Regions from separate parts of the Homo sapiens genome. Here regions 1 and 2 are each linked to region 3. A link is a contact called in ENCODE Hi-C or POLR2A ChIA-PET data. All regions are on one chromosome and are shown on one strand. The core of a region is the stretch at or near the end of the contact, and the rest is flanking DNA. Distances in the headings are between cores, read along the strand shown. Region 1 overlaps RAD51B (RAD51 paralog B). Region 2 overlaps RAD51B (RAD51 paralog B). Region 3 overlaps RAD51B (RAD51 paralog B).

Region 1 (5,023 bases), core at 586-3,085, 36 kb after region 3:
GGCCTCCCAAAGTACAAGTATTGCAAATGTGAGCCATTGTGCCCAGCCTATTTGTCTTCTTAAGCCTACAATAAGAATGTTGAAAAGATAGTTTATTTATATAACCCCATTTGATACAAAATTCACATCAAATAGAGTTAATTAAATAATGGATGTCCCTTGTTCATCATTTCAGGCAGATACAAATACCACTTTTAGCAAAAAAGGTAAATCTCTTGTTTTAAGTTACCCAGACGAAGATTATATAGAAAGTTAGGGTAATGACATTCCCAAGGCAAAAGTTCTTCAGGGAAAAATAGTAAGCCATTTCAGTTTCTCAATTTCTGGAGGGCTTATCTGAAGGGATTGGGATGTCTAATATTGCAAATTAGGCAAATTGTGCACATTTATCACCATGCACCTTGGATTTCAAGCAGAAATAAGAGGAGGATTTGACTGAAGGGAATTAACTTTGGTCTTCCAAACTTAAATATATACCAGATGTGTACTGTGGAAGGATCTTCCTGGTTACAGTATAACCTCTGGTTCTTTTGGACTCTTGCTAACTTAATTTACCCAGTTCTTTTCCCGTATAGAAATTAGACTGTGGATTGTTTCTGTGGATTATACTCATGGATTTCTGTGGATTATACTCATGGATTTTATTGTTTTATCTTATTTACAGATTCTGACTTTTTTCTTTTCTTTCTCTTTTTAAAAATAACTTAAGATGTTTGTTTGGAAGATTGGCAGGATGTTCGTTTTACAGTGTTCAAAAATGAGTTGTTTGTGTTTTATGTATATGCCCAAATACTCTGTGAAAACATAAACTGATAAAAGGAAAATTAATTCCTATCTTTATAAAGTGAAGAATTGTTTTTTTTTAACAAATTAACATATCCTGAGTTACATTCTTGAGTGAGATATGAGAATTTAAACATATAACATGAATACCCCCAGTTTTGAGTGCTAATATGCAAGGAAAGGCTTTCCTCATTACTGTTTTACAACTTTTATGCTCCATAAGGTTGATTCTCAGTGCTAGTTCTCTTTCAGAGAGAAGATTCAGTAAAAAACACTGTATACCAGTCCTTAATAACTTAAATGCAAATACTGGCATATATCCAGAAGCTAAGGTTCAATTAGGTGTAGTTGTTTCATCTTACAAAATTATTTTACCAGCAAGAAATCTTGGCAGTTATATTGATGATTTCTCATGAAAGAGGCAAATGGGACGATAAAGAGGCCTGAAGACTATTTTTTAATACTAATTTTCTAATTCCTCATTTTTTTAAATGTCAGAAGCCAGGCCTTAGAAATCAAGCACCTGAGTTTTCCTCTGATTTTCTAATCATTACTGTGGTTATTCTAGTTGTCTCTTATCTGTTCGGAAGTCATAATGTGTAATGATGGCATAAGTGAATGTTAAAGAAGTGGAAATTTGATATGATCTAGATGGCAGTTTATTGGTTTAGTTTCAAAGACAATTTTACCTGGAAAATAAATAAGAAAGCTTATCAAGCTTTTCCCTGTTATCCGTGGTTTATCTGTTCCTTGTGTTTCATCTTGACCACCACTGGTCTTCCAGAAATCGCTAAAATCTCTCCTGCCTATGTCATTTCTTTTTCCTTACAAGATCAAAGCTTTTATGAGCATTATTTATTGTAGCCTCACAATATTCTAGAGAGCAAAGTAGAGGTTATGTGTCTCCATCTTTATTTTTAAAGCCAAGTGAGGAACAGATAAATCTCTTCGCTAACGTTACAAAATGAAGCAGTGGTAGAGGCAGAAATAAACTCCTGAGGCAGAAACATCTCCTAATTCTGGCCCTTACGTCTAAGATGCAGTAGACTGTTTGGCCTTTCTCTAAACAGGCCTTTGACATTTAGGGTATGTGGAAAGTATGTGCTCCCGTCAGAGTTTCGCTGTTTAGTTATTCTTTGCCTGTTAAAGTAATGACTAGAAGACTGGAGAAAGCAGAAAGAACATCCAAGTCTTATTTCAGCCTCTGCGTTTAGTACATGTGAGCTTTGGACAGAGAGTGCCTTTATTTCCTGGGAATTAACTTTTCTCTCTTTATACTTAGAAGGAATTTTTCTTTGGGGCACTGCTGATATTGAGAATTTGGGGGAAATTATTATTTTTTTCATTCAAGTTTTATGTGTGAAAACATATATTCCAATACTAGACCACACTGAGAGGATTTGGGGAGATGACTGCAAAGTTTTACATTTTAAAATGTAGGTTTAGTGCCTTTTTTTTAAACCTGAAAGTCATTGCAAAAATCGATTAAATTTTAAAATTGACTTAATTCATCAATCTATATTGCTATAAAGTTTTTTAAAAACTAACAACTTGTTTGCCCTATGACAAATATTTTTAAAAATAATTTTCAACTGTATTTTTATTTCAATATTTATCACCCTGTGGTTATTTTATTTTATGATTTTAGCTGTTTCACTTTTTTTTTTCTTTAGTATCCATAATTGCTGATTGGGAATTTTTAACACAAGACAGGAATTGTTACCCTCCCTCCCCCCCTCCCTTCCTTCCTTCCTTCCTCCCTCCCTTCCTTTATCCTTTCTCCTTTCTCCTTTCCCTCCCCTCCCCTCCCCTCCCCTACCCTCCCCTACCCTACCCTCCCCCCCTCCCCCCCTCCCCTCCCCTCCCCTCCCCTCCCCTCCCCTCTCCTCTCCTCCCCTTTCCCCTCCCCTCCTCTCCTCTCTTCTTTTCTTTTTTTCCTTTCTTTGTCTTGCTCTGTCACCAGGTTGGGGTGCAGTGGCACGCTCTCGCTCACTGCAACCTCCGCCTCCTGGGTTCAAGCAATTCTTGTGCCTCAGCCTCCCGAGTAGCTGGGATTACAGGCACGTGCCGCCACACCCAGCTAATTTTTATATTTTTAGTAGAGACAGGGTTTTACCACGTTGGCCAGGATGGTCTCAATCTTCTGACCTCGTGATCTGCCTGCCTTGGCCTCCCAAAGTGCTGGAATTACAGGTGTGAGCCACCGTGCCTGGCTGCCTCTTTCTTTTTTTAAAGGGCTGCTTTTCATATTGACCTACATGACTAAACCTGAGTTATAATTCAGAAGAAACAGTTGAACTATTGTGTGCCATCTTGTCATAAAGCGCAGGTTAGCACAAATGTCTTGCCAATGTCTTAAATGTTGCAATTTTTGTAAAATCTTCCGTGTGCCTCCAACATCTCCAGTTGGTGAACAGATCTCACTGTATTTATCCCTGTTGTGTTCTTCCACATGTTTGTTTTGCAGCATAATAACACTTGACAGTTGTAAATTTTTCCGTATGTTCTGTTTTGTAGAGATAAACAATGTACTTTCTGTGTATTTCCCTGAGCTTTGAAGACTTAACTTTTGAAATAAACAATTCCATAGGATTTTATAGGAGGCTTTGGTACGTTATTCACACAAACTATTCTCCTTGAAAGGGAAGGTAGTTGAATGTTCATCCTTTTGATATAAACTGGTTAACTGAACTTTTCCAAGGGATCAAGCACAACTTAACTGCTTTTAGCTTTGCAACCAGGGCAATGCAGACCAGACCAGTGTTTGAAAGTCTTTAAAAGTATTATTTGACATCATAAATGACCATTCTGTGGAATAAGCTCTCTAATTCTCTGAGTGGTTTACTTCAGTTAGAGGGATTAGTGAATTAGCTTTGGATTTGCTTATAATTTCCTCTTTTATCTTTTACAAATTAAAAAGTTGGTATCGGCATGTAATGATAGCATCTAAAACATTTATGTTGTGGTGGTTGTATCATAGAAAACATTCTTTAGGATTCAATTATAAGCAGCCTCCTTCCATTAGCATGTCAAGTTTTTCTGAGCAGTTTTATTTGTGAAAAATCAGTACAGATATTTTTATTCATAGCTTGATATCCTTTTTTTTTTTCTTACTCAAATGAATATCTGTTTCCTACCTTTCTCCCTCAAGATGCAGTGGTGCTTTTATTATTTGATTTTGTAAAGCCTGAAGGGCAGAAATATTTCTTAAGTTTTCCATTGTTAACTACAAACTTGGCTATATAAAATATACAAATCATAATATCTGTATGGTTATTTTTATTGTCATTTCTTTAACACACAAAATTTATCACATTTATGCAAGAATTTTTTAACTTAGAAAACTCAAAATTGATATGTAAATTGGGTGGTAGCAACAATGTGTGGGATGTGGTACGTGGCCAATGATGTGTTGGAGGCAGCCCCCACCAGCTCCCAAGATCTAGTGATTAAATTTTCAGAAATTTTGTGAGCCAGTTATCAGTAAAAATTAAACTATATAAACTTACAATTAAATAAATTATTTAAAAACAAAGATAATACTCAAAACTCAGTAATTATGTTTTACTACATTTTATTATCTATGCTCTTGAGGTTATTTGTGTCTCTTGTATCTGTATTGGAAATACTATATAATGGTGTATACTATTGTATATCTCTTCACAACTTCATGTTCATTAACATCATGTTGATAGCTTCAAATTAGCCATGGTAGAAGTATTAACACCATGAAAATCAGCAAACACAACCAATCAGGGGCTGATTTATTGTTTTGCTGATTGTCTAGACTTAAGAAAGTGATGGAAAAAATGTTAATAACACATATTAAAAAGTGTGTTATATCTGGCCGGGTGCGGTGGCTCATGCTGTAATCCCAGCACTTTGGGAGGCTGAGGCAGGCAGATCACAAGGTCAGGAGATCGAGAACCATCCTGGCCAACATGGTGAAACCCCATCTGTACTAAAAATAAAAAATTTGCTGGGTGTGGTGGCGCATGCCTGTAATCCCAGCTACTCAGGAGGCTGAGGCAGGAGAATCGCTTGAACCTGAGAGGCGAAGGTTGCTGTGAGCCATTATGGCGCCACTGCACTCCAGCCTGGTGACAGAGCGAGACTTCATTCCAAAAAAAAAAAAAAAAAAAAAGTGTGTTATATATCTATAACCATTATACTATGAATAGCACCAAAAACTTGAGAAAATATTCTTTCAGGACAGTATTTGAAAACTATTATCTAATTC
Region 2 (4,584 bases), core at 1,503-4,002, 56 kb before region 3:
TGAGGAGAATGCTGGGATTATAAGGTTACCTGACACCCTTGCATGTAGACTAATGGGTTTCCAGACATTCTGAAAGTCTATTGCAGATTTGGCATAGGGGGAAGATTTTGCTTTTTGGCTTAGGGGGAGGATTTTGCTCTAATTTTGCATGGGGTAAAATAGGTAAAGTGAATTCTGCTCACTGTTGCTATGCCTCTGCCACAAGCATTCTAAGAGACCTGTGAGACTGTCCCTATTTCTCTCTTAAACTTGCCTAATTACAGCCAGCTTAGAGCTAAAGTTGACTCTGAGAATGCCTCGGGCTCTGTGTCAGGACTGGGGGTTTAGTAACCTTATCCTTCCCCTGATTTCACATGAGAAGTTGTTTTAAACAGGATTGGACATAGAGATATAGCACAGTACCTCCTCCTTTTGGCTAGGGGTCTGCTAAAGTGGAAAAAGTGGGAAAGGATGTACAGAAACTCCTGCTCTTTGAGTGAGTTTGCATATGGACAGTATTGCTTTTTGGCCCCAGCCTAGTTTTCTTTCATTCCCATGTCTCATCTTTTATGCAGCTGCAGAGAGCAGGCTGGGAAAGCAGAATGAAAGCTTCAAACAGATTTGCACTTGAATAAAAGAAAGAGTGATTTCTCTTGTTCAGAGTACAGACCAGTTTGGGTAGAAAACTGTTTGCTTTTTTACTTTCTGGGTAAGGACTGTTTGCTTTTCTCTCTTTAAATGTAGTAAAGAGAGGAAAAGCTAATAAAGTAGTTGGACCTGCTGGTTATAATTCATAGAGAATTTTCAAGTGTGTTTAATAAAGTCTCTCATATAATTATAACAGAAATAAGTAATTGGAGGGGAAAGGTTAAAATCCTGTAGAGGTTTAAGAATCAGTTAAATATGAGGCAGTGTGCTTGGATGAGACAACTAACTAGGAGCTGCTTCTCTTTGCTGATTTCTCTGAACTTTCCTTTTGAGATTTTTTCCTCTTTACTTTCGTAATGCATTTTGCAACTTTCATTAAAAAAATCCATCAATGTTTAAACTTCTAACAAATAAACATATCCTAGTCCTATTATGGAAATCACAATGTAGCAGAGAATAGCTTGACTTCAGCTAGAGAGAGGTTAATGATAGGAACCCTAAGGATTGATACCAAGATCATGCTTGTTTAGTGTTTTAATGACTCCAGAAGGAAATGGTGAAATCTGCTGATGACACCAAATTGTTTTTGCTGATCCAAACAAGGATTTCTGGGAAGCTTCTTCAGAGTATTTGGAATAGTAGAAGAATTGAGAAATATGGTGGCAGACACACTGAACTTAAAGTGAAGGTTTACGTGAAGTAGCAGGAGTAACGTCAATACGTTGAAGTTACAAAGCCTGCCAAATCTTCCAAAAGGAAGATTACGGAGTCTATAGTTTCATGAAAGGAAGACTTAAGACAAAGAACATTTATACATATAGCAAATGAAAACTATTATGGGAATAGTTGCAATTATAAAGTTCAGTGACTTAAAAATATGATGTCTGAATTTCTTTTTAAATGTCAGCAGTAGTATATCTAAATAGGTGTTGTTTCTCTCGAAATGGTCATAGAAGATTATATACCCATTTTATGCATGCTCCTTTCTTGGTACGTTCTTTTGTCAGTTTTCTGTGGTGGCAGGTCTTTATTTTGCAGGCTGTTTTGAATTTTGAAACAGTCAACTGTCACTTAAAGCCAAGTGTGATAAATAAGATGGGTGGTCAAACTAAGTAATAGATTTAAATATATTAAATATATTAAATGAAATATAAAGTAGTAAAACTTATTTTCTTTTATTGCTTTCAAAAGTGATTCTAAAGGACATTACCAATGAGAAATTGCAAAAATGTTTGTGTACTAATAGTGTTAGATTAAGTTCTTGGTTGATAGATTTCACAAACATCACTTATTTAGATATGTAAGTTACAGGGCTTGTACTAATACACATTTTATTATATTGGAGACAAACCATGTTTATAAGTGACCTTTTTAAAATGTTTTCTTTATGCTCCCTAAATATACACTTAGGGAGGAAGAAGGAGGTTTTGAATTAACTGGAGATTTCCCTAATGTGTTGAATTTTTCTGACTAAAGCCTACATTTTTGTAAAGAAAAAGACCCTGTGGGATAAAAAATACGATAGGCACTATCACAGGAGCTGTGGGCTGGCCATCTATATCCATCCATCTATCTATTATTCCACCCATCCCTCCATCCATCCATCCATTTATTTAATTAAGTTATTTTTAACGGTTGGCTCTGGAGTTGACATTCATTTATTTTAAAAGAACAGTGAATCATAGCTCTTTTCCTCAAGATGCTTGCTTTTATTTGCATGGTGGCATATTGATTAAGTACTCAGAACACTATTTGACATATGGTAAGCCCTCAATAAAAGTTTGTTATTATTATGACTGTACTTCTCCCCTCTAATGTATAGAGGTAAACATTTTGGTTCCTATTGTGACACGTGGGTTATAATGAGTTAGGGCCTACTTAAGAAGAAAGTGGAAAGAAAGCGGGTAAAATTGTTGCTCAGATACTAGCATGTGGGTGGAGATATAGATATAGATATAGGTATAGATATAGATAGTGTAGGTATTTACATCTAAGTATATTGTATAAAGTGACGGATTCTGAATTTGCTACATTTCTCATTTCTTCAGCACTCTGGGATAAAACCAGCAAAAATGATGTGATCTGAACAGACACAGTAGATGGCGCTGTAGGACTTAGTTTTTAAAGAAAACAGTACAGCCAGGGGGAGTGGGGGCATGGAGTGGGAAGAAAACTAAAGCACATTTTAATGGGCTCTTTTGTACCACCAAGACAATTTCATCTTAGAGTACGTGCCTCTAAGAAGTAAAGATTTTTTTTTTTTTTTTTTTTTGACAGAGCTGGAGAATAATTTTAGGAAAACTAAATCTCCCTGTTGCTATGTTTGTGCCAGCTTTGTCACTTGGAAAGTATTAGTTGTTTTAAGCCACAAATATATAAGGAAGTTATTTTCTTTCAAAACATTGCCTTATTTATGAGGGTTTTGTTTGTTTGTTTTAGCTGTCTTTGTCTCTGTATTTTAATATTTTTGCTCCTAGCTTTTTTGGCCCTTTGTTGTTTCATAAAAACGTGGTTGTAAAGTTAATTTGAACCATATCAATATGACTATAATGTCATATTTTAAAATTCAGCTATATTTTAATAGGCCTTAAAAATACAGGTTTACATTAAAGAGTAACATAGTGTTTTTGATACTACCGTAGTGTGTTTATGTACTTGATCTTATTTAATCTTAGTACTAATTGTATGAATTTTATTATTCACTTTTCTAGGTAAATAAACTATATCAGAGATACTTAGTAACTTGCCAAGCTCACATACCTAGTGGTTGAACTAGTAGTTGCTGCAAGAGTTTCGCCAGCATATTAAAGTTGTATTTTTTGAGCACTTACTGTGTGCCAGGCAAGCTAACCACTGGAAATACTATAGTGTCCAAAGCTGACCTGGACCCTGCCCTTATGGACCTTACAGTTATTAGATACCCCACAGACATTTTTTGAAATCTGCTGGATTGAGAGTGGGTCATGAAGATGAATTTGAATCATTGTGATTGTTGGATAAGCCAGAGAGCCCTTTCACCAAAAAGAAAGTAAGAATCATACCTACCTTGAATATATTACTGTATTAAAATATTTGTTTTAGTTGTACTCCCTGTAGCCAAGGGAAAGGCAAGACCTCCTTTGGCTACAATGAGTAACTAAACTGTCTTCTAGATAAGAATCAGGAAGAGTAAGGAAAATCTGGCTATACTATAATGTCAAAATTTTCCACTGATTAAATGGTATTAAAATATCTAAAGCAAGAAGGTGTTAGTTAGCAGTGGAAGTCTGAGAGATTAATGTGGTTTGTGTACAGCCTAAGACCATGTTAACTTCTAATTGGCTTCTCTAGTGCCATTTGGTGAGATCTTTTAGAGTACAGCCAGCTTAGTGATACCCCAAATTGCCAAGTACCCCTTTCATCTTGGGACATTAATTGTCAAAAATCTTTGAATTGATTTTTCTTCAGAAAGCTTCACTTTATTATTTTCACACAATACCAAGTTCTCATGATATTTATGGGTATGTGATTGGTGAGAAAACAGACCAAGAGTTGTTTTTTGTTTGTTTGTTTTTTGTGACGAAGTGTTGCTTTGTCGCCCAGACTGGAGTGCAGTGGCGCAATCTCTCCTCCCGGGTTCAAGCGATTCTCGTGCCTCAGCCTCCCGAGTAGCTGGGATTACAGGCACACGCCACCACGCCCAGCTAATTTTTGTATTTTTAGTAGAGATGGGGTTTCGTCATGTTGGCCAGGCTGGTTTCGAACTCCTGACCTCAGTTGATCCACCCGCCTCAGCCTCCCAAAGTGCTGGGATTACAGGCATGAGCTACCATGCCCAGCCCAGACCAAGAGTTTTAAATTGAGGTCCATGATTGGGTTTCAGTAAGTGTATGGAATGTCTAAAATTATATAAAATTTTATGTGTATGTACTTAGAATTATTCTGGGAAGAAAGTCCATAGTCTGCACAAATTTCTCA
Region 3 (4,441 bases), core at 315-2,814:
TAATAATTAAAATGAGATATTACATGGCAAAGTTATCTCAGGGTAAACGCTGCAGCCGCAAGTGCCACTGGTGAGTATTCTCTGGGCAGATGGGAAAAGGATCAAGAACCACTACTCTGGAGCTAGTTCAGCCTTACTACTAGGATGTAACCCTTCTGGAGTCTCTGTGCAGTGCTCTAGATATTCAATGAGGTCTCTCTCCTTTACCTTGTCAAAATGTCTCACAGTCTTATATGAGTACTGGGAATTATTTAGATTAACATTCATGGTACTTTGTTTGTTCTTATGGAATTTACTCTATGTATGTGCAGCTTAATTTTCAGTCATAGTCTCAAGGGGAACCCTGTGTAGATTTCCTGAGCTCTTCTCTGCATAGCTCTTCCTCTTTAGCACTCTGCCCTGAAGAGTCCATCTCTTTCCTCCTCTTTAAACTCTGAACTCTGTCACCCTAACTTAGTAAGACCTCTGTACTCTGCTTGGGGTTATCATTCCTTGTGGTGCATTCCAGAAAGTGCTTCCAGACAGACATCAGGGCGACCTTGTTCATTTTCCTTTTCTCAGGGATCACAGTCTTAACACTAACTTTTGTCTGAGGTGTGACAGTAACTTTTTTGTATATTTTTCCAGTTTTTTCAGTGTTTACAGTAGGACAGATCTGGTACTAGTTATTCTGTTATAGCTGGAAGTCCAGGTACTTATTTTTTATGGTCATGAGGCTACATAGAAGCTCATTATATGAGGAAAATAAATGCTGTACTAATTTCTTCACATGATTTCAGGCAGCACTAGAGTGCTATATGATACATATTAGGCACTGTGCTAGCATAGGAGGATTAAAACCCAAATGGGATAGTGCCTTTGTCTTCAAAGATCTCATGACCTACAAGAGTGGACTGGTATATAAACAACACATTCCAAGTCAGTTTGTGATAAAGGCAGCATGAAATTATATAAAGGCCATAGACTTTGAAATCAGATAGGCTTTGGTTAAATCCCAACTCCATGACTTACTATTGTATTATGCAACCTCTCACATCTTTAGTTTTCCAACTGCAGAATGGAGATAATAGTACGTTATAGGACTTCTGAGAAGGTTAAATTAAAATTCTTTTATAAAGCACTTGACTTGGCATATCATAGAGGTTCATTAAGTATTAGGTTTATTTCCCGTTAGAATACACATAGGATAGAGGAGCAGTTAATTTTTATTATTACTATAGAAATCTTCAGGGAGGAAATGATATTTAAATTGTGCCTTGAAGGTGGAGTAGGGTTTTGATATGTGTTAGATGGGTTCCAAGGACATTCTACTTTTAAGGAACTAAATGAGCAAGGGCTCAAAGGTGTAAAACGTGGGGAAGGCTGTAAATACACTTATGAATGTCAGCATAGTCCAGAACCTTAGGAAAAGCAATTTAGGTCTTAAAAACAAACAAACAAACAAAAAGACAACAAAAAACTAGTAGTAGGAATGTAAAAATGAAGAAAAAAAGAACAAACAGAAAGTCTAACCCCATAGTAAAAGTATACTTCCTTAGGCCATTCCTATTTATTGCCATGACTAATAAATTTGGGAATGCCTGTGGAAAATTCCTGTGGGCTGATCTTTTCTTAACCACTATTCAAGACTGCTTTACGTTGATAGTCTAAGCCGATCATTTCATTAATATTAAACTCCAGAGCTCATTCCCGAGTTTCCAAGAATTTGCTGAATTGCTTTTCTCTGTTATCTGCTTCTTTGGGTAACTTCCATATTTTTCTTTCTTGCCCTGTAAAAATTGATTTCCTAGGTTTTCCAAGTGATTGATAATGTGACAGTACTATAAAGACTTTTCTTAGACTCTGGTATGTTCGCATTTAGTACAAATACTGTCAAGGGTTTTATAAAGTGTATAACTAATATACTTTCTACATATCTTTTACTAGGGAATTCTAAACTTAAGTATTTTATTTCATTGAGGTTAAAATATGTCCTGTTAAGATTTTTTTTCTCTTTTAAATTATTAGTGTTTTGCATTGTTAAAAATCAGCTGGCTTCTTGGATTGAGTTTACTTCACTTTTCCAGTGGGTAACTTTTATCTGACCTTTAGGTCTGTAATTGTTTGGTTTGTTTTCTGAAGCTATGGAATGTTTTGGAAAAAATAAGCCTCATGGAGAAGGGCTATTATCCCTGAAAATGATGAGACCGGAAATGAGAAAAGCAAAAATCAGATATCACCCTTGACCATGTGGATTTCAGTTTTTAAAAAGTCTTTATCCTCTGTCTCTGAGAACCATTATTTGGAAGTCTGTTTCTCTGCCTCTCTGTGATAAGTTCTCACCAAAGATCCTCTTGTGTTTTTATTAGAATTACATCGAATTCATAAATTGGGGAGAATTTATGTATTTATAATATTGAATCTTTTCATTTATGAAAATGGTTTATTTCTCTATTTAGGTATTCTATAATATTATAGACTTTTGTCCTCAAAGATCTTACAAATCATAATTTGGTTAGATTTATTCATGGGTTTTTAATAGTTTTTAAAAAATGGGATCTGTTTTTATTATGTAATCCAATCAGTTCTTGGATCAGAAAATTGATTTTTATATTTAAAGTCCAGCAAAACTGCTTTGCATGCTTATTAAAATGGCTTGCAAACTATCGTATATTTTCTATGGAATCATATATGCAGTAGCAGTTTTTCTTCTATTCCAAACCTCATACTTCTTTATTCTTGAATAGAAGTGTCATAGTGGGATTTTTTCTTATTCCTGATTTCCGGAGACTCCAATATATCATTTTTCATTTTAGAAAGTTTATTTTTCTTGCTATATTGGTGGAAGCTTTTTTCTTAAGTGATGAATCAATGTAAAATTTTATACTTTTTTATTTTGGAAATTTCTAGTTTATTAGGGTCCTCTTTTAATGGACAAGGCAGTAGAGACTCAAAAAGGTAATGGAGTTTATTTATTTATTTATTTATTTGATTTTCAACTTTTAAGCTCAGGGGTGCATGTGCAGGATGTGCAGGTTTGTTGCATAGGCAAATGTATGCCATGGTGGTTTGCTGCATAGATCATCTCATTACCTAGGTATTAAGCCCAGCATCTGTTAGCTATTCTTCCTGATGCTCTCCCTCTTCCCATCCCCCACCATCCAAGGCCCCACTATGTATTGTTCCCCTCCATGTGTCCCTGTGTTCTCATCATCCAGCTCCTACTTACAAGCGAGAACATGTGGCGTTTGGTTTTCTGTTCCTACATTAGTTTGCCGAGGATAATGGCCTCCAGTTCCATCCGTGTCCCTGCAAAGGACATGGTCTCAATTTTTTTATGGCTGCATAGTATTCCATGGTGTATACGTACCACATTTTCTTAATCCAGTCTATCACTGATGGACATTTAGGTTGATTCCATGTCTTTGCTATTGTGTATAGTGGTGCAGTGATCATATGTATGTATGTATCTTTATAACAGAATGATTTATATTCCTTTGGGTATATAAGCAGTAATGGGATTGCTGGGTCAAATGGTATTTCTGCCTCTAGGTCTTTGAGGAATCGCCATACTGTGTTCTACAATGGCTGAACTAATTTACACTCCCACCAACAGTGTAAAAGTGTTCCTTTTTCTCTGCAACCTTGCCAGCATCTGTTGTTTTTTGACTTTTTAATAATAGTCATTCTGACTGATGTGAGCCATTGTGGTTTTGATTTGCATTTCTCCAATGATCAATGATGTGGAGCTTTTTGTTATATATTTGTTAGCTGCATGTATATCTTCTTTTGAGAAGTGTCTGTTCATGTCCTTTGCCTACTTTTTAATGTTTTTTTTTCCTTGTAAATTTGTTTAAGTTCCTTGTAGATGCTGGATGTTAGACCTTTGTCAGACAGATATATTGCAAAAATTTTCTGCCATTCTGTTAGAAACTATAATCAGCTTGATGATAGTTTCTTTTGCTGTGCAGAAGCTCTTCAATTAGATCTCATTTGTCAAGTTTTGCTTTTGTTGCAATTGCTTTTGGCATCTTCATCATGAAATCTTTGCCTGTGCCTATCTGCTGAATGGTATTGCCAAGATTTTCTTCTTGGGTTTTTATAGTCAGGGTTTTACATTTAAGTCTTTAATTAATCTCGAGTTGATTTTTGTATATGGTGTAAGGAAGGAGTCCAGTTTCAATTTTCTGCATGTGGCTAGCCAGTTCTCCCAGCACCACCTATTAAATAGGGACTCCTTTTCCCATTGCTTGTTTTTGTCAGATTTCTTGAAGATCAGATGGTTATAGGTGTGTGGTCTTATTCCTGGGTTCTCTATTCTGTTCCATTGGTCTATATGTCTGTTCTTGTACCAGTACCATGCTGTTTTAGTTACTGTTGCCTTATAATATAGTTTGAAGTCAGGTAGTGTGATGTCTCTAGCTTTGTTCTTTTTGCTTAGGATTGTCTTGGGTATTCAGGC

What was found. A loop is a pair of places that touch in the nucleus more often than their neighbours do. ChIA-PET counts read pairs that join two places held with the same protein, here RNA polymerase II (POLR2A). Pooled maps may share reads with other maps.
Region 1: a map of aorta shows a loop between it and region 3 (1.9-fold over the local background). The contact joins two enhancer-like sites. A Hi-C loop is called at or near these places in 4 of 168 maps with a recorded cell type or tissue (PC-3, aorta, mammary epithelial cell and 1 more). POLR2A ChIA-PET finds 5 or more read pairs at or near these places in 2 of 52 experiments (Panc1 and T-cell).
Region 2: a loop to region 3 is called in a pooled map, with 3 times the contacts of the local background. The contact joins two enhancer-like sites. A Hi-C loop is called at or near these places in 1 of 168 maps with a recorded cell type or tissue (PC-3) and 1 of 50 pooled maps. POLR2A ChIA-PET finds 5 or more read pairs at or near these places in 4 of 52 experiments (AG04450, IMR-90, PC-3 and 1 more).

The regions. Positions count from the first base shown.
Region 1 is chr14:68,034,521-68,039,543 of GRCh38, forward strand. All of the region lies in intron 7 of RAD51B (RAD51 paralog B), which reads left to right. Among named protein-coding and RNA genes, the nearest start is that of RAD51B, 220 kb to the left of the region's middle. Within about 2 kb of position 1,836, at least 2 of the 41 ENCODE cell types and tissues checked have a DNase peak (open chromatin) inside an H3K27ac peak, as active enhancers do.
Region 2 is chr14:67,941,324-67,945,907 of GRCh38, forward strand. All of the region lies in intron 7 of RAD51B (RAD51 paralog B), which reads left to right. Among named protein-coding and RNA genes, the nearest start is that of RAD51B, 120 kb to the left of the region's middle. Within about 2 kb of position 2,753, at least 5 of the 41 ENCODE cell types and tissues checked have a DNase peak (open chromatin) inside an H3K27ac peak, as active enhancers do.
Region 3 is chr14:67,998,572-68,003,012 of GRCh38, forward strand. All of the region lies in intron 7 of RAD51B (RAD51 paralog B), which reads left to right. Among named protein-coding and RNA genes, the nearest start is that of RAD51B, 180 kb to the left of the region's middle. Within about 2 kb of position 1,565, at least 5 of the 41 ENCODE cell types and tissues checked have a DNase peak (open chromatin) inside an H3K27ac peak, as active enhancers do.